2 separate regions of the Homo sapiens genome follow, and region 1 is linked to region 2. Evidence: read pairs that join two places in POLR2A ChIA-PET (ENCODE). Cell type or tissue: HCT116. All regions are shown on one strand. Links, peaks and the distances in the headings refer to the core of each region. The heading gives the core; the rest is flanking DNA.

The links. ChIA-PET counts read pairs that join two places held together with the same protein. Peaks named below come from ENCODE experiments on the same cell type or tissue, not always from the same donor. Only the 100,000 strongest peaks of a DNase experiment are listed, where the experiment ranks them.
Region 1: POLR2A ChIA-PET joins it to region 2 with 7 read pairs; 2 of 35 experiments call an interaction of 5 or more read pairs at or near these places.

The regions. Positions count from the first base shown.
Region 1 is chr10:125,088,798-125,093,051 of GRCh38, forward strand. The region is part of intron 2 of CTBP2 (C-terminal binding protein 2); the gene reads right to left. Among named protein-coding and RNA genes, the nearest start is that of MIR4296, 58 kb to the left of the region's middle. In HCT116, for the core only: no CTCF peak of the experiment used is centred there; no DNase peak of the experiment used is centred there.
Region 2 is chr10:125,035,073-125,039,599 of GRCh38, forward strand. CTBP2 (C-terminal binding protein 2) reads right to left here. Exons shown (of 11, transcript NM_001329.4): 3 at 3,925-4,083. The coding sequence starts at 3,982. Among named protein-coding and RNA genes, the nearest start is that of MIR4296, 4.5 kb to the left of the region's middle. In HCT116, for the core only: a CTCF peak has its summit at 3,758 (motif pointing right); DNase peaks (open chromatin) are centred at 259, 2,299 and 3,789; H3K4me3 peaks cover 1,848 bases; H3K27ac peaks cover 3,336 bases.

The DNA.
Region 1 (4,254 bases), core at 255-4,254, 54 kb after region 2:
TGTGTAAACCCACCTGCCTTCAAGAACTGCACCAAATTCGGAGACCTAGTTGGGAGATGAATGCCCCAGAGCTCTCTGTCCTCCCAAAGAGAGTTTCATTATCAGTTCTTCCAAGCCAAAGATCAAGATGAGATAAATACCAAACAGAACCATTTCACTTTCTTCATGCATCACGTGTGTCTTTTACTCTAGCTGGGATTCACAAATTCGGTTGCGAAGATATAAAATCAGTATCAGAGACACAAAAGCCATGTTCTAATTTCTTTAATAGGGTAAGAATAACATCTCTCACAAGTATATTTGTCACTTATGCCTCAAAACAAGCTGCGACCTACATAGTATTTCAGAGCCGTATGACATGCTGCAAACATTTTTTTACTTTAAAAGACGTGCTCTCGACAATAAATTTTAGGCGAGAATAAAAGTTGCTTTTTTCATAAGTGTAAAGGAAAACAAACATTACCAATGGGATTTTGTTTTTCAACATCTGGAGATTCTAAAGTACCAGAGGTTGACACAAAAACTTTAAATCAAAGTAATGAAAATGCCTGACAGAATCAGTGAAATTATTTTGTGAAAGAGCCGACCAAACTGGATGACAGTTGAACTTCCGAAGTCACGGTGTGGCTCAGGGGGAGCACAGGTGTCTAGGGGAGGGGTCAACCTGGAGCTATTAAAGGACCCTTTTGTCAACCTAGAGCCTCCAAGAACAGTTTCTGGCCACTGTTTGGGCTGTTTCTCTTTCTGAGTCTACACATTTGCAAAGTGTGCAGATCAGGCAGGCACAGCTCAAAGTGGCTGAACACACCCAGAAGGACCAGCCAGAGAATGTAAGATGTGCAGGCGAGAGCAGCTGGGGAGAAAAGGATGCTTCCAGGAGGCGGAAGCTGGGCAGCTTCCAGGACTGAACTACACATGCATTTCCTGCAGAGTCCTAGCTCAATCCTTGACACACAGCAGGGACTTAATAAATGTCTGCTCCATAGCATACACTACTAGTATTTGCCATCCAGCTGACCAAGGGAATGGCCTAATGGGTGGGACCATGTCACAGGAGGGTTCTCATCTTGGCCTCTGTTGGCTCAGTTTCATATGCCCCTCCCCTGGAAGTCTGCACACTGATGTTGTCCTTGGGAACACTTCCGACTAGGCTGCACCCTTCGTGTTTGCTCCACTGGTGGGAACCTGGGGGCCAAGGGGCCCCAGCAGTCAGCACCAATGCAATAGTCCTTGAAGATCACGGCCAAAGCTATACTTGCTCTGGACAGGTAACTCCCCCTTTCATGGGCAGGGGTGGTAAAAGGAGCAAGCAGAAGCAAAAAGGAATTTTCCTCTAAAAACAGAATTGCTGAAAGGCACTTAATAGAGGGATAGGGGCCAGACACGGTGGCTCACACCTATAATCCCAGTACTTTAATAGGAAGAGGCTGCGGTGAGCCGAGATCATGCCACTGTACTACAGTCTGGGCGACAGAGAGTCCCTGGCTCAAAAAAAAAAAAAAAAAGGTTGGGGGGATGGGATTTGGCTGAAACATGAAACAGTGAAATGCAAAGAATGTATCATAACTGAATATGTATCATAAACTGAATTACAGACTTAAGATATTTTATGTTTATAAATGATTTCATAGAAAAAATATGGAATAATAATGGTTATTTAAAAAAAAAAAAAAAAGCTGAGGAGGGCCAGCGTGGTGGCTCACACCTGTAATCCCAGCACTTTGGGAGGCCAAGGTGGAAGGATCACTTGAGGCCAGGAGTTTGACACCAGCTTGGGCAACATAGTGAGACCCGACCTCTACCAAAAGTTTAAAGATTAGCTGGGCATGGTGGCATATGCCTGCAGTCTCAGCTATTTGGGAGGCTGAGGTGGGAGGACTGCTTGAGCCCAGGACGTCGAGGCTGTAGTAAGCTGTGCTGGCACTCACCCTGGACGACAGAGCAAGATCTTGTCTCAAAAAAAAAAATAAATAAATAACAAAACAAAACAAAACAAAACTGGGGAGATGGGGGAAAATAACCAACCACACTGACAGCAAGTTGGCAAAGTGCTTACGTCTCCAAGCACTGGTCCATGTAATTTGCAGGTACTAAGTCATTTATCCTTTACAAGCTTATAAAACAGGTACTATTATTACTTATATTTAAGGAGGAAATTGGCGCAAAGAAAAGATCAGCCATTTTCCCAATGCCACACAGCTACCAAAGGCAGAGGCAGGAATTGAGCCCAGGCAGCTGGATGCTAGCATACATGGTTCTGCCAAAAGAGACAATTGAAAAAACAAAGGATATGACTTAACACAAACCAAAACCATAGTAAGTACAGATTCCACTTAGGTAAAATCCTGGGTGTGCACACATGCCCAAAGGCAGTAAGAGGGAAAGAAAAGTATTGGAGAGGCCTACTGGTCTGCAGAGGTATCTATGCACAATCTGCCATATCGAATGGGAATGCAGGAGTAACAGGACTCCTTTCGGTAAGCCAACACAGACACCCTCCGTATGCTCAGATGCACTTGTACGTCCTGGTAAAGGCAAGGAGAAAGACAGTATCTGAGGACTGGGGAGGGAAGGTAATCAGCTCTGTCTTCGTAAATCTTGCATTGCACTGTTCCCCTCTTCAACAAATGCATGATTCCTTTGGAAGCATCAGGGTGACCAGCTATTTTATTCCCTATTTAAAAAGTAACATAGGCCAGGTGCAGTGGCTCACACCTGTAATCCCAGCACTTTGGGAGGCCAAGGCAGGAGGATCACATGAGCCCGGGAGTTTGAGACCAGTCTGGGCAACACAGGGAGACCCCATCTCTACAAACAAACAAAAAATTAGCTGGGCATCGTGATGCATGCCTGTGGTCCCAGCTATGTGGGGAGCTGAGGCAGGACTGCTTGAGCCCGGAGGTCAAGACTGCTGTGAGCTGTGACTGTGCCACTGCACTACAGCCTGGGTGACAGAGTGAGACCCTGTCTTGGAAAAAAACAAAAAAACCCAAACATATATTCATTACAGAACATTTGGGGAGGAGGAGTGGGTATGGAAAAAAAAATCACCCAAAATTCTACCAACTAAAGATAATCACTATGAACTGCTCCTCATCAGCTTTCCCCCATGATTATTTTTATGGTTCTATTCATAAATGTTCAACATTTGATATTGAAGCTTTTCATTTTAAGACAAGCATTCTACTTATTTCAAACTGTGAAGGCATCATTTGAAAAAGAATTAGCTGTTTTCCCACTGTTGGATGCTTGAGTCATCTGTCTTTTTGCTGTCAAGTAACACCATAACTAAAATCTTGGTGCATTAGAGCTTTCTTGGCATTGGGTGGGGAAGGGAGATTACTAGGTCAAAGAGCATGGTTTCCTTGTCTGAAGATTCTTTTTTTTTTTTTTTTTTTTTTTGAGATGAAGTTTCCCTTTGTTGCCCAGGCTGGAGTACAGTGGCATGATCTCTATGATCTCTGCTCACTGCAACCTCTGCCTTCTGGGGTCAAGAGATTCTCCTGCCTCAGCCTCCCTAGTAGCTGGGACTGCAGTCACGTGCCATCACACCCAGCTCATTTTTGTATTTTTAGTAGAGATGGGTTTCACCACGTTGGTCTCGAACTCCTGACCTCAAGTGATCCATCCTGCCTCCACCTCCCAAAGTGCTGGGATTACAGGCATGAGCCACCACTCCCAGCATTCCTTGTCTGAAGATTCTAATGGATTACTTCATAGTCACAATCTATGACAGTAACTTATCTAACCTTCTTCCCACCCGCCACCAGCAAGTATGTGGGGACAGATCTGGACAGACACACACACGGGCATGGCGGCCTCATCCTACAGGGTTAGTTCCATAGTAGCAAGTCAGGCCCCGGGGGCAGTGGAGTAGAACAGAGTGGTGCCATCGGGAGGTGGTGACGTCACCAGGCAGCAGGTGTCCTGTCTCTGGATAAGCCCATGTTGGGCCACACTGTTTCTTCCAGAACGTACCCAATGTGGGCACTGGCTTACGTTTAGGAGCAACGACTTCTACAACATGCCCAGTTACCACATGAGAGCGACACCCAGTGAGATGTTCACACAAAGCATGGCACACACAGCGCCAGGAAAACAGCCCGCCTTCTAGAGTGGGGGGGGGCAGCACGTGCTTCCTGAGTTTAACGGTGGCCCATGGCCCATCTCAGGACCCAACACCAGCCCCAACCGTTACGTGGTGCTTGAATGGCACTCAGAACGCGCACTCAGTGCCCAGCGACTCCAGACCCC
Region 2 (4,527 bases), core at 200-4,199:
AAGAGCCCGCGACACAGAAGAGACCCACTGGGGAAACTCCCTTCCACCTCATCCCCGGCAGCATCTTCTCAGACTTCTCATCCTCCTGCGACAAAGGTGATGCAGAATGAGATTCCCAGACTTTCTAACTATCTATGTGTTTCACAGAAACCAGCTTGTCTCCTTTTTCCTCATATCCACCCAACCAGCTCAACGTTCTCATTCCTTTTATCCTCTGTGGTCGTGAGAACATTCCAGAGGTGCGGAATGTTTCATGAGCTTGTTTATTTAAGAGGAGGTCCCTTTTATTTTTGCAGAGGAAATGGAGAAGCACCCTCCCTGAGTCATGTTACAAGGGGACTACTCACAACTCAGCTGATACCATCCTCGGGGGACCATTTTCCACGTCTCTAACACATTCGAACAAAACGCAGTAAAACGAAACACATACTTTTTTCAAGTTGCAATCGCAACAGCCGCAGGAAAGGGGAGCAGTGTTTACAGACTGATTCTATCATAATCCACAAGAAGCAGCTCTAACAAAAAGTTACCACCAACAACAGCCATTGTGGTTTATTAAGTTCTACAAACCCAGGGCTCTGCAAGATGCTCTTCTGGGTTCCCTTTGCAATGCTGAGTGATTGTTAGCTAGCCCTCATTTCCAACCAATAGATGTTTGGGGCAAACCAAAGGAGCTCTGGCATAATGCGATAAAGTAGGTACTAAAACCCTCCAGCTGGTGCAGTTCACAATGTCAATTATGTCAGCAGACTAAACAGATAGGAAGATCTCCATTATACTTGAGAATGAGGAGACCACAATCTTGTTCTGATCAGCCTGTGTTACGAGAGGGCTCCTTCGTAATAATTCTTACATGGTATTATAGGATTGCTTGATAGCAGGCATCAGAAAAAAAAGGAACAATTATAAATAGCAAACTCAAAGAGTTACATTAAAAAAATTAAAATGTGGCTTTTACATTGGCTAGAAAGACCATTATTCCAGCTCATTTGGCTGGAGTCCCAAAGACTGTCTGTGTCCTGCTCTCCGAGTAGAGACACAGCCTGGCGGAGTGAATCCCCACGGCAGATTCTGGGCACACAGAAGGATCAAGCTCCATGCCACTTTTTCTTGCTTTGAAAAGTTTCAAAGAGGAAGGGGCTGGACAGGCCTTAGAAAACAGGGAAAGGTTGTACAAGTATCTGTGCAGGGGTGATGCTCAGATTCCAGCGGAGTACCTGGAGTGGGACCCTGGAGAGGCCTGCCTGATTCCAGCCTAGGGACCCACGACCAGGGCTTGATGTTGGCATTGTGTAGCAGGCGGGAGGGGACGAATTTTAAGGAGCTGGTGTATCCAGACACCAAGAGCAGGAAGACAAAGTTCCTACAAGCCTGGGAGCAGACCGGGTAAGCACAGCAGAACATGGCAGCTTCATGCTTTTAATCATTTAGAAAGAAAAAAAAAACAAACCTAAGGGACGCAGAAGTCCCTGTGTCAGGTGTAGGCAGTGGGGAGGGAGAAAAAAACAGTTTGACAGGCTCTCTGCATATCAATACAGAACATTCTACAAGTAGTTGATAGAATAGAAACATGGTGAGAATTCAAAGCTAGAGGGGGTGTGTGTGTGTGTGTGTGTGTGTGTGTGTGTGTGTGTGTGTGTGTGTTTGTGTGTGTTAGATGTTCAAGGCCTTCAGGTGGAAGAAAGAGCTGAATCCAACAAGCTGGTATGAGAGAAGGCCAAACAGAAAAAAACAGACTGCCCGGGTTCCTGGGTGCAAACTGCCTACTGCTCAACGCCTCTCTGGCAGCACCTGTGAGATGGGTGCCACCTGTCCTGACCCATAACAGGTGCCACAAGGACTAAGTCAGCTTATACATAGGAGGAGCACCAACAAAGCACTTGGGACCAACTGTGAGTACTTAATGAGATGCCTAGGGAGCTGACATATAGATGGTGACCCACACTGGAGTAACTGCATTTTGGCCTGTCTGCGTTGATAGTTATTGAGAAATTTAAAATATATAACTGCAAATGTATCTGGAACACCATGCATAGACAAGGTAATGCAAACTTCTGTTATAAAAAATTGGCTGAAAATTTCCTATTACACATGAAGGGGGTGGGAAGGTTGGTGAACCATCCTTCAGCACCTGTCTGGATGGGACAGAGGGTCTGCAAGCAGACAATGGTTTTGCCCAAGTCAGGTTTATACAGCCATGGAAACACACAGAGGAAACGCTGCTAGCTCTTCAATCCCATTCTAGTTTCTGATGCAACATCCCTGGAGAATCCTGGGTGCAGGGGGTGGAGTCAGCCCCAGAGGCATTCCTGCTAGTAACCTTGGAAAGCTGAGTCACGAGCGTGTTCCAGAAGCAAGTACTCAGTAACCTCAATCAAGCACCTTTACAGTGGAAGTCAAGAGTAAATTTTACAACTCCCCATACAATCTGGTGAACCTATACTGTGGAATAGTCTACAAATCAATGGGGCCTGGGCTCTTCAGTAAGTCCAATGTCTCTGAAAGTCAAAAAAGCCCAGGGGATAATTTTAGACTAAGGAGACTAGAGAGATGTAACAACTAAACACAATGCGTGACCCTTATCTATTGCACAGGCAAAGAGACGTGGAGGAAATGCGAATATGCAGCCTATACTAGACAATACTGTCCCTGAGGTTAGATTCCTGGGGTTCATTCCGGTACTGGGAGCAGTACGAAATTGGATAAAAGGTGCCATGCCATAGGTAGTCCAGAGTAAAGTGCTGCCCCTGAATTTTTTCAGATGGTTCTGGAAGAAAATCCATCATCTACTCACACAGTGTCTATTTATATGTATATCTCTATCTTTATCTCCCCTCAAAAGAATCTGGAAAACTGAATGGAATATTGGTGTTCACTGTACCATCCTACCAACCTCTCTGTAGGTTTTTATAATTTGTGAATGTTTACTTTAAAAAAACCCTTTAACGCCAAACTCCTTATACTGAACCCCAGGAATGTCAGTGCTTTTGTGTTCTTGCAGCGCAGAGTTCTGTGAGGCCATGGAGTCACTCAGCAGAATGTCTATGATGTCCCCACCCCGTGTGGCATGAGCCACATCTACTTATAGGACAGACAATTCCATATGGGCAGCTGCAGGGGAAGCCCTGTGGGTTGCATATTCCTGTCCACAAACTGGTGGGTCAGCTACTAAACTTCAGCGTGTGCGTGAAGGGTGCAGAGGGGGCTGCGGAGCCATCTTCGCTTCCCTCCGAGAGCCACCCTGTAGGGCAGTACCAGCAATCACCCTGAGCAAAGAGCAGCCCTGTAGCACTGACCCCATCTGGCAGGTGCACTCACCCCTAAACCCGAACCCACACGCTGGTTTCTTACCACCCGCTAGCTGGAAGAGCGCAGTGCTTAATCAACACTTCAGAGTTTTGTCCCCAGGTTTCCATTAGATTTTAATTATGTTTATTTTTCCTTTCATGAACAGAACACTTCCAGACATTTCCAAAGATACCAGGGACATGAACACACCACGAGGGGCAATGCTGGGCTCTTCAGGAATCTCATAGTATCAGGGAATTCAGCATTGTAAATATCTTAATCCAAAACAGGTAAAGTCCTGAGATTTCAGGAAGTGAAAAAAGATGGTCCTAATCAACACCATCTTTTATATGCAAAATAACCTTAGGTACATGGAAGACATAGACCTCAGGGCCCACCAGCCCTGAAACTGTCCTCCTAGTCCCCAACCCCGCCCCAGAAGCCAGGCCTTGTCCTAAGCCAAGGCCAGGCCCACGGCCAAGGACACCCAGCAGAGGGTGCCAATGGTATGCAGTGTTGGAATCGGAGGAGGGACTCTGGCTTGGGGAGTGGCACAGCCAACTCAAGGGAGCAGCCAGCGAAGATTTGAGTGAGGGACTACGTATGTTTGGTAAAAACCGCCAAACACGCTCTTACCTTCACAAATTCTGTCCAATCGCTGTCTCTTGACTTTGTGCTTATCCACAAGGGCCATTCTTTATGGAACTTTGCAACTCTCAGATCAAAAGGCAAAGCAGTCCTCTAAGAACTTAGGGGAACTTGCAGGAGTCTGCGTGCATGACGCCACTATGAACCCTGAAACAAGGAGAAAAGAATCCTTACTCTCTGGAGACCCTCTGGGCACAGGACAACAGCTCACTGGGGACTTAACTGCTACTTTCTATAAGGGAACCTGCCATGCGGACACATGGGACTTGCTCTTTTCCCAAAGCACTGGGAATGGAGGCTGCACCAAGTGCATCTCAGCCGCCTCCTGCTTCTTATCTCATAATAGAAAGCAAGTGAATGCACACAAGACAATCGTCAGTTATTTCTGGAAGCAGCAAATTCCAACAGATCTCTTGCTTTTAACTTTAGGGCTATAAATTCCAATTTACTGACCAATTTGAAGTGTAATAAATTATATTCCAGTGGCAGAGACCAAGTGACAGCCAGTTGGACCTGCCCCAAACGCACTCACACTGAGATGCAGACGCACACCGTGGCGACTCGAGGGGCTCTGCGAAGGCCTGCTGCCAG